2 separate regions of the Homo sapiens genome follow, and region 1 is linked to region 2. Evidence: chromatin contacts called from ENCODE Hi-C or POLR2A ChIA-PET data. All regions are on one chromosome and are shown on one strand. Each heading gives the region's core, a stretch centred on a gene start or an enhancer-like site at or near the end of the contact. The rest is flanking DNA. Distances are from core to core; before and after follow the strand shown. Region 1 has its middle 34 kb from the start of MIR650. Region 2 overlaps LOC105372948 (a long non-coding RNA gene).

Region 1 (4,849 bases), core at 1,790-4,289, 68 kb after region 2:
TTATAACATACACTGTCCTGTCTTCCCACCTAGATTCATCTCTGAAACCATGACAGGTGAATGGAGCAGCTATTTGAGCACCAGGAAAGGAAATGGTACACAGCAGTTTGGGATGGCCCCAGCAGATGAAATATAACAGAGTCAGTGTGAGACTCCTGGATTTCCTCACTGTCCTCTGGCTGGGACTCCAGACAGCCCCAAACCTGAAGGGGCACAAATCTGAAAACAAAAAGAAGTCCAGAAAGCCCTCTTGTTCAGGATTGAAGATAGGAAAAGAAACTTCTTTGGCTCAAAGTGAAGGCTCAGTCCCCTGCACAAGCAGGTGGTTCACACCTGTGTTCTCATCTCTCATACCAGCGCCTCTCCCTGGGTTCACACTGATGTCCTATGGATGGAGACGGGGTTTCCTGCACCAGGTCACTCCACAGCCCCTGTAACCTGAAGCCCTGCAGACCAGCCTTGTTCAATCACAATATGATGTGAGCCTCATGGGAATCCCACTGTCTAGTCATCGCATTATAAATACAAAGAGAAGAAGTCAATGAGTTTAAATAATATATTTTATTTACCTAGCATATCAAAAAGTATCATTTTCATATATAATCTAGGTACAATTATTTATGATATATATCATATACTTTGCATAGCTAGTGTTATTATTTTTTGAAGAATCTTGGAGATTGTGTGGCTGATGGAGATGTGAATGGGTTTCCTGTTGACAAGGGTGGGGTGTGGTGGCTTTTTAAGTGTCAACTTTGATAGGCTGAAGGAGGGGTGGAAAGAATGATTTTTTCTACAGGGCATGGAGGGTGGAGGTGGGCAGTGTCCATCCTGCAGCTCACCCTGTGGGCAGTGTCCATCCTGCAGCTCACCCTGTGGGTGCATCTGTGGTCCCTGCATGGGGTGAGGCTTCTCCTCCTGTCCCGGGTTTCCCTGCAGGGAGATCTGACTCCAACTCTCCCTCAGACCCAGAGCACCTGGCAAGTCAGGCTCCCTTTCCATTCCATACAAATGCAAGAAACACTCAGATCTCATTGGGCATTTGGATACTCACAGTGCTAATTTAGGAATAAATGGGCGCTTTCCAGTGTGCAGTGGCCTCCTGAGGTTCCGCATGGCCCATGTTGGGGATGGCTGGTGATCTTAATTTGGGTTCCCTGGAAGCAGACTCTGAGATGAGGAATTCATGCACAGAGGATGTGAGGGAGGCAACACTGGGCGGAAAGAGACCCTGACGCACATTGAGGTCTCAGTCTTTCCTACAGGGAGCTGTGGAGCTGGGAGGATTTTCATTTCCTCCTATATTGAGGCAGAGTCTTGAGAACTTGGCCTCAGGCAGTCATGAAACCTAATCTTGCTGAGGAAGGGCATAAACCTGGAGGAGGCAGTTTTCTGCGCTGAGCCACACTTCCCAGGAAAGGCACAGCTCTCAGCTGCCACAAGCTCCCAGCAGTGCTGGGTGGGTGAGCTCAGAAGAAAGAATCTGGGCAGATCCTACAGTGTCCACTCCACTGGTTTTTCTGTAGAGAATGACTTGAGCCTGAGCTGGGCAGTTCTGGGGACTGATCCAGGATATTCAGGCCAAGGACTGGCTTGTCATGACCAATGGAAATCCAGAGCCCAGCTGATGGATGTCTACCTCAGTCTGATGATTCAATCAGGCCCCATTTCCCTAAGTCACAGCTGAGTCCTCAAACCCCAATACATCCTGGTCACCTAAGTCTAAATCCACTCTTGACGCCCCCTCTTCAGAGCCTGCCTGGAGGGCTGGAGGGACTCAGATCCAGGGGGTCTCAGACCCAGGTGAACTGGGCCAGCCCAGTTCATGAATTTGTCCACAGTCTTCCTGGCTGGAGGAAATGTCCCATCCTGGTCATTTCATCTAAATGATGGATTGTGTCATTAGGACACTAGTTAACTATTTCAGTGAGAATAGTTGAGTCATTTAAGGAACCACTCACCCATGTGGAGTCATCAGGACGTCTGGTCTCATTTCACCCATGGGGCTGATACTTCTAGGCCATCCCCATCCCCACAGTAGACCAGCCATTGCCATCCTCAGCTCTGCCATTGTTTATTTTTCCAATCAATATTTTATGTAAACTTGTAAAAAGCAGCAAAATAGCACCAGAGTTCTCAGCCCAGTGTGGTTTTCTTGTGCTTTTTGCAAGTTTACATGAAATATTGATGGGAAATTCAACTTTAAGCCCCATGGTCGCTGTAAGCATCCCAGGGACACAGCCTTTGGACAGGGTGTGGGGTCTGCAGGGTGGGTGGTCCTTGGTTCCTGCAATGAGGTGTATCCTGTCCCTGAGCCAAGGACAGCCTCGTGGCCAGAGCTCTGGCCTGAGGCAGGTGAGAATCCCCTTCCCTGTGGAGAGCATCTCCTCAAGGAGGCTGGAAATGCCACATCCTGGAGCCAGGGTCCTGAGTGCACCACCCCACCCACGTGAGACTCCCCTGAGCACAGGAGCTGCCCCCTGAGTCACAGTATGCCTGGAGCTGGAAGGAAAGGCAGAGGGAGAAGGGGTGGCGGGGGGAGGTCTCTGGAAGTGCCCAGGACTGAGGGCTCAGCTCCCCAGAATGCTGCTGATCAGAGAGGGACAAGACCATGAGAGTGGCAGGAGGCTCAGGCAGCAATACTAGGTGAAGGGCTTGGGCCCTGGAAACCCTGTCCTCTCACACTGTGGCCCCCTCCTAGAGCACCTTGACCTCGGGGCGTCTCCCAGGGAATCCCAGCCCTGTGGAAGCTCCCCAGGCTGACACCGGGGCCCAGGCGCCTCCAGCTGCATTTCCCAGGTGAGGCTCTCACTGTCCCTGGGCTCCTGTCAGTGCCCTGAGTGACGCTGCATGAGTCTTACAGTCAGGACGGAGTTACTGCAGCCCGAGGGGATAGGATGCACTTTACTGGACTTCCAAATTGAGGACTGATCCTTGGACACCTTTTGAGCCTTCATGGCTGGCCTCCCTCTTAGGCTCCTTCTGGGCAGCCTCAGCCTCTCTTCTGTCTGCAGCTGTGCTGCCCCCTGCTGGTGGAGAAGACAGAGCCCAGGAGCTTCCCTCCTCCAAGTGACCCCAGAACGCCTGTCACCTGCGAGGGTAAGGACTGTTGAGTCCAGCCTCAGTCTGTGCCATATGTGAACCCCTCAGGCTCAGCACAGAGAGGTGGCATATATGGTTGCAGGGAGGTGGGGCAGACGCAATTCTTATAATTGAGTCTCAGGTTGAAATGCTCTTCTCTGTTCCATGGTTTTTGATCACAGAACGGAGAATGCAGGATAAACTGTAGCTCTTCTGTGAAAAACATAAGTTCAGAGAAATGCGGTCATATCCGCGTGCACTCCTGCTTCCCGTGTGTATTGAAAACAAGATTTTTTTTCTCACCTCAGTAAGAACAGCTGCACTGTAATTGGGAGCACCTGATGTTTCTGCCACTAAACTTCAGTTGTGTATTTGAACCATCATCACATTCATCGTCATTGTGTTTTTTTCTATTACTCATAAGAACAAGAAGATTAAGGTAGGAAATTATGACCATAACTAGGTGGGACCTTTCAGTGTTCAAACCACAAACAAGAAACTCAATAGCATTTCCTGCAACTGTTATTTTATTAGTATTGTTTTATTTTTCATTATAACCTTAAATATTTATCAAAAAGTTAACATTTCAGTGATTAAAATTAAGATACTTTTCTTTTACAAGGTTTTGATCATTTTTACGTATTTGATTTGGAACTCTGCTTCTTATTGCTAGAAGGCCTTTCCTTCTCCATAGGAATAATCAAAATTAGTTTTAATCAACATTAGGCCCCTGTTGGATCACAGGCCCTAAGTGGATTCCCAGGCCCCAGGTGCACATCAGGCACAGGTGTACAAGCAGACACTGGGTGGACTTACCTGTGTACAGGTAAGGAGCTGACCTGGGGGGAGGGTGAGCAGCCAGCAGCCCAGGGGGTTCTGAGTAGGTTTTGAAGGAAGGAGCCGAGGGTACGGAACCTTAAAGAAGTGACTTCACTTCCTTGGTGATGGACTCTAACAGAACTTAGAACTCTGGTAATCAGGCACCCACATCCTAGGGACAGACCCGCAGCCAGCTCCCTTGGTGGGAGATGCTCAGGAGAGCAAGATGTTCTCATGCTGCATTCCCACATCTCGAGTCTCCTGCTTCAGGAGGGCCCAGAGCGAGAGCCTTTTCCCACAATGCTGACGCAGGCTCATCTATTGGGATTCACTCAGGATGGTGGCAGAAATATTAAAGGGAAATATTAGGGAAAGTTACAGGGAATAGTCACAAACCTTTTGGAAGGCGGAAAGGTTACATAGCTTGTAATAATTGAACAGGCTGAAGGCAGCTGCTTCTTATCTTAGAGCATTAGCTCATAGGGTAAATGTTAGGGACAATAGAGGCTTCCCCAGTTAAGTCTGTTTACCCTACTTCCATTAACTAGCCTTTGAGCCAGATAGTCCTCTTGGGGAGGAGGGGGGAGGTAGACCCGGGAAATTGCCCCCAGTGGTATTTACTTTAAACCATGGTACCTGAGCTTTAATCATTGGTAGAACTACTCTCTTAACCATGTTAATTATCCACAAGAGTATTTACTCAAAGCTTCCGTTGTAAATTCTATACTAAATAAATGCCTGCAGTGCGAGCTATTCACGGCCAGCTGCAGTGACAAACCTCTCTTGGTGTGCAGGCAGTGGGACACTCAGCAGGACTGGCAAAGCAGAATAACTCTGTGTCAGTGTACGTTTTATTCATCCGTCATTTGGGTCAGGGTCTGTGGGCGGATCCCCGCAGCTAATGCCCTCTTGTGAGGGGCAATACCTCACTCATCTCTCACTCCAGGCG
Region 2 (5,235 bases), core at 2,681-5,180:
AAGTGGAAGATAGTTATAAGTATCGCTTTTGTATTCTTCCTACAAAGTCTATCATCTGTGCAATTTCAGGGAGACTTTGGACTGATGAACTTTTCTGCTTTTTATAGCATGTATTTTCTTGGTTCTTGCAAGGAAATCTGATAGGTGCTAGACATTTTGAGTTTTTCCTTGTTGGATTTAGAATATACTTGCACTTCTCTGTCTATTTGGTCTTTTATTCTTGGATTTAGTATAATTACTCGGAAACTTGGTACTTTTTAAAACTTGCTTTTTAACTTACTTAGTTGAGACCAGACCAGCCTATTGTCTAGGCTGACATTTTCTCCAGGACTGAGGCAAAGCTGTTCCGAGGATTCGACCTCATGCTCCTTAACTCAGGCCTTTCCTCTGTGACTGTAGGAACAAGCAGGATTCATATTTTGTGTTTGTGTGTGTGTGTGTGTGTGTGTGTGTGTGTGAGAGAGAGAGAGAGAGAGAGAGAGAAAGAATGCTCTGTGGAGTGTTCCCGCGAGTGTCTTTGGACTGCTGTTTGTCTGAAAATGGAGTTTCCGTCCACACATGTGCTGCTTGATGCTTATTAATATTTGAAGACTCCAGAGTTCTCTCTTTGTACAACTTGCTTTTCTTTGATACTCTTCTCTCTATATTGTTTTCTTGTTGTTGTTTAGTTTTTAATTTTTGGGTTTCTTGGAAAGTTACTCTGAGAGGTTGAATTCCATGCAGTAGGGTTCGGGTATATAGTCCCAGAAAATAAGTGTGGGAGGCTCTTCTGGGAATGTGTTACAATTGAGCACTCAGCAGGAGGCACTTCAAGGTCATCCTGAATTAAAGCATGGCTTTGGAATCTAGGCATCAGGCAATCATTGCTCCCAAACCACATTATGGAGGGGGCACATCCTTGGAAGACACAGTACTCTGCACTCAATGGCATTTTCCAGTGAGAAAAAGCTGTGAGAAGCCAAGGATTCCCTGCGGCCTTGGGTAGATAGTGGGTAAATGACCCCTGATGTCACAGTTGCCATTACAATGGACTTCCCTGTTCACGACATCATGATGCCATGACAGCTGGGATCAAAGGTCTCAGTTAAAGAATGAGGAGTCCAGGGGACTAATCCAGGGCATTTTGGACCAGAGAGCTACCTTAGGTTTGGTCATTAAACAAAAGGAAATCCAGGCAACATGATTACTCAATGGTTATCTTGCTGTGACTGTCCTACCAGTCAGGTCATCTTAAGCCAATTCATACCTAGCTAAACAACACCAGGACAGCTTAGTTTTCAGCCCCAAATTTTCTCCTGACCCACCCTCTGTAGAGCCTTCCTGGATGACTAGAGTGAAAGGTGCCTCGGGGTCACACATCCAGCTGAGCTGGGCTAACCCTGCTCACGACTTTGTCCACAATACTCCTGGGGCTTAAGAAAGAGAGTGATACAGATGGTGATGGGGTTTGTGCCTCACTTCCCTATCTGTCTGTGTCACTATGAATGTGTTTTTATCTCCAGAAAAACAAAAATAGCCTCGTCTTCAACGTGAGCCCCAGTAATGGTCAGTGTGGCTGTTCCCCCTGAGCAGGAACCAGAGAATCGCTCAGTGATCTCTGAGCACAGCTTTCTATCATTGTATACAATGAGATTAGGGGTTTGGACTGACTTGTGTTGGTACCAGTGTGCATAATAGCTTTCTAAGTCCTCTCCATGGCAGGTGATCCTGGCCATCTGTCCCAAAGCCACAGACACTTCAGGCAGCTGAGTCAGCTTAGAGAAGGCCACAAAACCTGCAAGCGAGGACAGGAGAGGTGAGTCTGAAGATGAGGGTCTCATTCTCAGAGTGCCATACCCTGCATCACTGCCGTGATGAGCTGAAAGTCAGGGCCAGGCTGTTCCCTGGTGCTGTGGGGGTTGAGCCCTGGGAAGCAGCACCTGTGCAGAGAGTGAGCAGGGTGAGCAGGAAAGGGGTCCAGGCCATGGTGGAGATGCTTCAGAGTTCTGCCTCTGAGCGCACACCTGAGAAGGGGGTCTCTAGGTCTCTCTTATCATAAGAAGGGGAGACTCATCATGCAAACCTACTTCCTTATCTTATTATCTAGTTAGGTGTCTCTCCACTGAGGGGTGGATGCAGATCTCTTCTCCATTTCCCAGTGCGTCTTTCTGAGCTCCTATGTGGGCCCTGAGCCTGAGGGTTTGGTGTGGCAATTTCCCAAGTTCAGAAGATGGGACACATGGCTGTCATGAGTAGAGAGTGGACTTTACCCAAGAGGATGGGCACCAAAAAAGCATCTTCACCAGAGTGTGGTGGATACAGAGTTGAGTAAGATGTGGCTTCTGGAAACTCCCCCTAATAACATCTGTCCAGATTGGTCTGCACACAGTGGGAGATTCAGATGCATTTAGGATGAGGATGTTCCTGAAAACAGCAGGGACTGCACCAGTCAGGGAGCTCATTGTCACCCTCCCATAATTTAAAAAGCTAGGAAGAGTTGCACCCACTCAGGGACCACAACACACAAGCAAAAGGAAGCTGTCCCTGTCCTGGATGAGAAACCACAGAGCAGGTTTCCTTTGGATTTCATGGTGGGAAAAGAGAGTTGCTGAGGGAGAAGAATTCTCAAGGCTGTGCTTCAGGAAGCCCGTTGCACTGGGTGAGGAAACATCTTCAGAGCAAAAAGGGAGCCTGAGAGCCCAGGGCAGGTTTTCGTCTCAGTTCCCCAAGAACTTGGACCACTGTGGTTAAGTGGCACTGCTTGTATATGAGCAGCACTAATAATCAGCCTCGTCCTCAGCCTGGAGTCCAGAGATGGTCATGGAGGCCGTATTGCCAGACTTGGAGCCAGAGAAACGATCAGGGACCCCTGAGGGCTGAGTATTGACATTGTAGATCATGGGTTTGGGGACTGTGCCTGGGTGCTGTTGGTACCAGGAGACATAGTCATAACTCCCAACATCACTGCTGGTTCCAGTGCAGGAGATGGTGACTGACTGTCCAGGAGACCCGGACACGGAGGGAGGCTGAATCAGGGCAGACTGGGCCCAAGAGCCTGGAAAGAGGGAGAAACACACTCTAGTGAGTCAGTGCTGGGCCCAGGTGAGCCTGAGGAGCAGGAGACCAAGGATCAGCCCAAGGGTCCCCGAGGCCCCTTCCCTGGAGGCGTCACCTGTGCCCTGAGTGAGGAGGTGAGGAGGAGCAGAGCCCAGGCCATGGTGGAGACGTCCCCAGAGCGCTGCCTCCTGAGACCCCAGCACTGGGCCTGCCCCCAGCCTTGTCTTACCCTGATGCCTCAGAGGAGGGCGGGGCCTCCATGCAAATCTGCATCCTAAGCTCCTCTTCTTACCCCACCCTCACCTGGGCCTGGGCCCGTAGACTTCTGTTTCCTTGGACAGTGGGGCTCAGCCAGGGGGATTGAAACTCCTTGACTTGGATTTCCTGAGACTCAGCCCATGACAGTGCCTGGGAAATGGAGCCAGCCTTGGGGGTCCCTGTCCTTCCTGTCCTGTGGTTCACGGTTGGTCCTGGCTGTGGGGTCCCAGGATTTCCCTTCCCTTCTTTGTGGGAGAAGTGTCAGGACAGGGCCCAGAGTGGCTGGGAGACACCCCAGCTCTCCCCTCCCCAGGACCACAGGCCCCACAGGGACCCTTCAGTCCCCTTCAGCCCCCTTCAGCCCTTCTAGGGTGCCTCAGGTTGGCTAATTCCTCCCCGCTCTGTGTCTGCAGACGCCTGAAGCTGCTGCTTGGATAAACCTGGAGTTCATTTATTGGCCCTCGTAGAAATGCATTTATGGGGGCATGACAGATTTAGGACCCCAGAATGCCTCTGTCTCTTTAGGGGGACTTAGGAGGAAGGAGCTCCTAGGACCCACCCAGGGTGAAGCCCAGCAGGGACCTCCCAGGTCCAGGCATGTGCCACCCCCGCCCCCTGGTGGCCTCAGAGGGAGGATCCTGAGGCCCAGGAACCTCCCCTGAGTCATAGCTGACAGCCCCTGCCCTGTCCCTCCTGCCTTTTGGTTCCCTTCACAGCTCAATCCCAGGCCCCTGGTCCCTTCTCATCCCCTCCAGACTCCCCTGACCCAGGGTGGAGGACATCTCCCACACCAGAGCTTCAGATGCTCCTCTTGGCACTTGTTTGCTTTTCCCAGAGGAGTGTCCCACAGGGTTGGTGTCCTTGAGGCAGCTGTGGCTCAGGCTGAGGAAACCTCATACATGAAATAAATCCACCCCCAGCAGGCAGGTGGGACAGGAACATGGAATGAGGAGAAAACCAACTGGCTCCTCAAAATGTTGACAGAAAAAGTGTGACATGGAGGAGGCGGTGCTCACAAGAGCTGTGACCAGCCTCATGGGAAGCAGGGTAGGGAGGTGTCCCAGGGCCACAGGAGCTGAGGAAAGGTGCCTGGGGTTAGAATTGGGTCAGGCCTAGCACCAGGGACCCCTCCTCAGGGCGCGTGCGTCCCTCACACTGTGACCCGGGACTTGCCTTAGTCCTGCCTTTTAGTGCACGTTGAGTCCCCCTCAGCCCAGAGCCGGGCGCCTCCCTGAGGTGAAGCCTCCCCACACAGACAGTGGCTGACCCCATGTGTTCCTCAGAAACTCCTGGGTTTGGGGTAAAGACTCCATTCACGGCGACTTCTCTCTGTCAGAATAGAAACGTAAACGTTCCCTCAGGAGATGGACTAGGGGCTCTGCGGTGTGAGTGCTGGGCGGGAGGGGGGGCTGTTTTGTGTCACTGTCCCTGTTAGAAGACAGAGATTTCTAACAGCACAGGAGAGGGGGGGCCGAGGGAAGGGTGGGCTCAGGGGCTCGGGTGAGAAAGTGTGTGGTGTGGGGAGGTGACAGCTTTGCATTTGAGACTACTGTTTCTGTGTGTGTTATTTAGATATTTAAGTGCTATGTTGCTATATGAATAGTTACAAGAAAATAATGTTTCCATTTGAGATAGCACTAAAATGGAATTAGGTCAATGACCTGCTGAAATATCAGTGATGTTGATTGCGGAGCCGGTGGCCTGGATCAAAGCCCTGAGAACACTCCAGGAGCCCAGGCACTTCCTGCAAAAAGGAAATATGTGATCTTCAGGACACGCTACCTTGTCCTCTCTTCCATGTTCCGTTAGCACCAGAAGCAAACCAGAGCCCGGCCAATGCTGCCGAAGTCTCCTACCTCACTGAAACTCGCCTGGATATGTGCGTCCACACAGGGGAACAGACACAGACATCAGAAGCACTTGCTGCATCTGTCCTCACTG

Evidence for each region. Hi-C counts contacts between places; a loop is a spot of excess contacts on that map. ChIA-PET counts read pairs that join two places held with the same protein, here RNA polymerase II (POLR2A). Pooled maps may share reads with other maps.
Region 1: a pooled map shows a loop between it and region 2 (2.5-fold over the local background). The contact joins two enhancer-like sites. A Hi-C loop is called at or near these places in 1 of 168 maps with a recorded cell type or tissue (OCI-LY7), 4 of 37 single-sample maps with no recorded cell type and 7 of 50 pooled maps. POLR2A ChIA-PET finds 5 or more read pairs at or near these places in 3 of 52 experiments (CD4-positive, alpha-beta memory T cell, K562 and OCI-LY7).

The regions. Positions count from the first base shown.
Region 1 is chr22:22,786,546-22,791,394 of GRCh38, reverse strand. It overlaps IGL. Among named protein-coding and RNA genes, the nearest start is that of MIR650, 34 kb to the left of the region's middle. Within about 2 kb of position 3,039, at least 4 of the 41 ENCODE cell types and tissues checked have a DNase peak (open chromatin) inside an H3K27ac peak, as active enhancers do.
Region 2 is chr22:22,854,551-22,859,785 of GRCh38, reverse strand. All of the region lies in intron 2 of LOC105372948 (a long non-coding RNA gene), which reads left to right. It also overlaps IGL, the pseudogene IGLV2-5 and the pseudogene IGLV3-4. Among named protein-coding and RNA genes, the nearest start is that of MIR5571, 29 kb to the left of the region's middle. Within about 2 kb of position 3,930, at least 3 of the 41 ENCODE cell types and tissues checked have a DNase peak (open chromatin) inside an H3K27ac peak, as active enhancers do.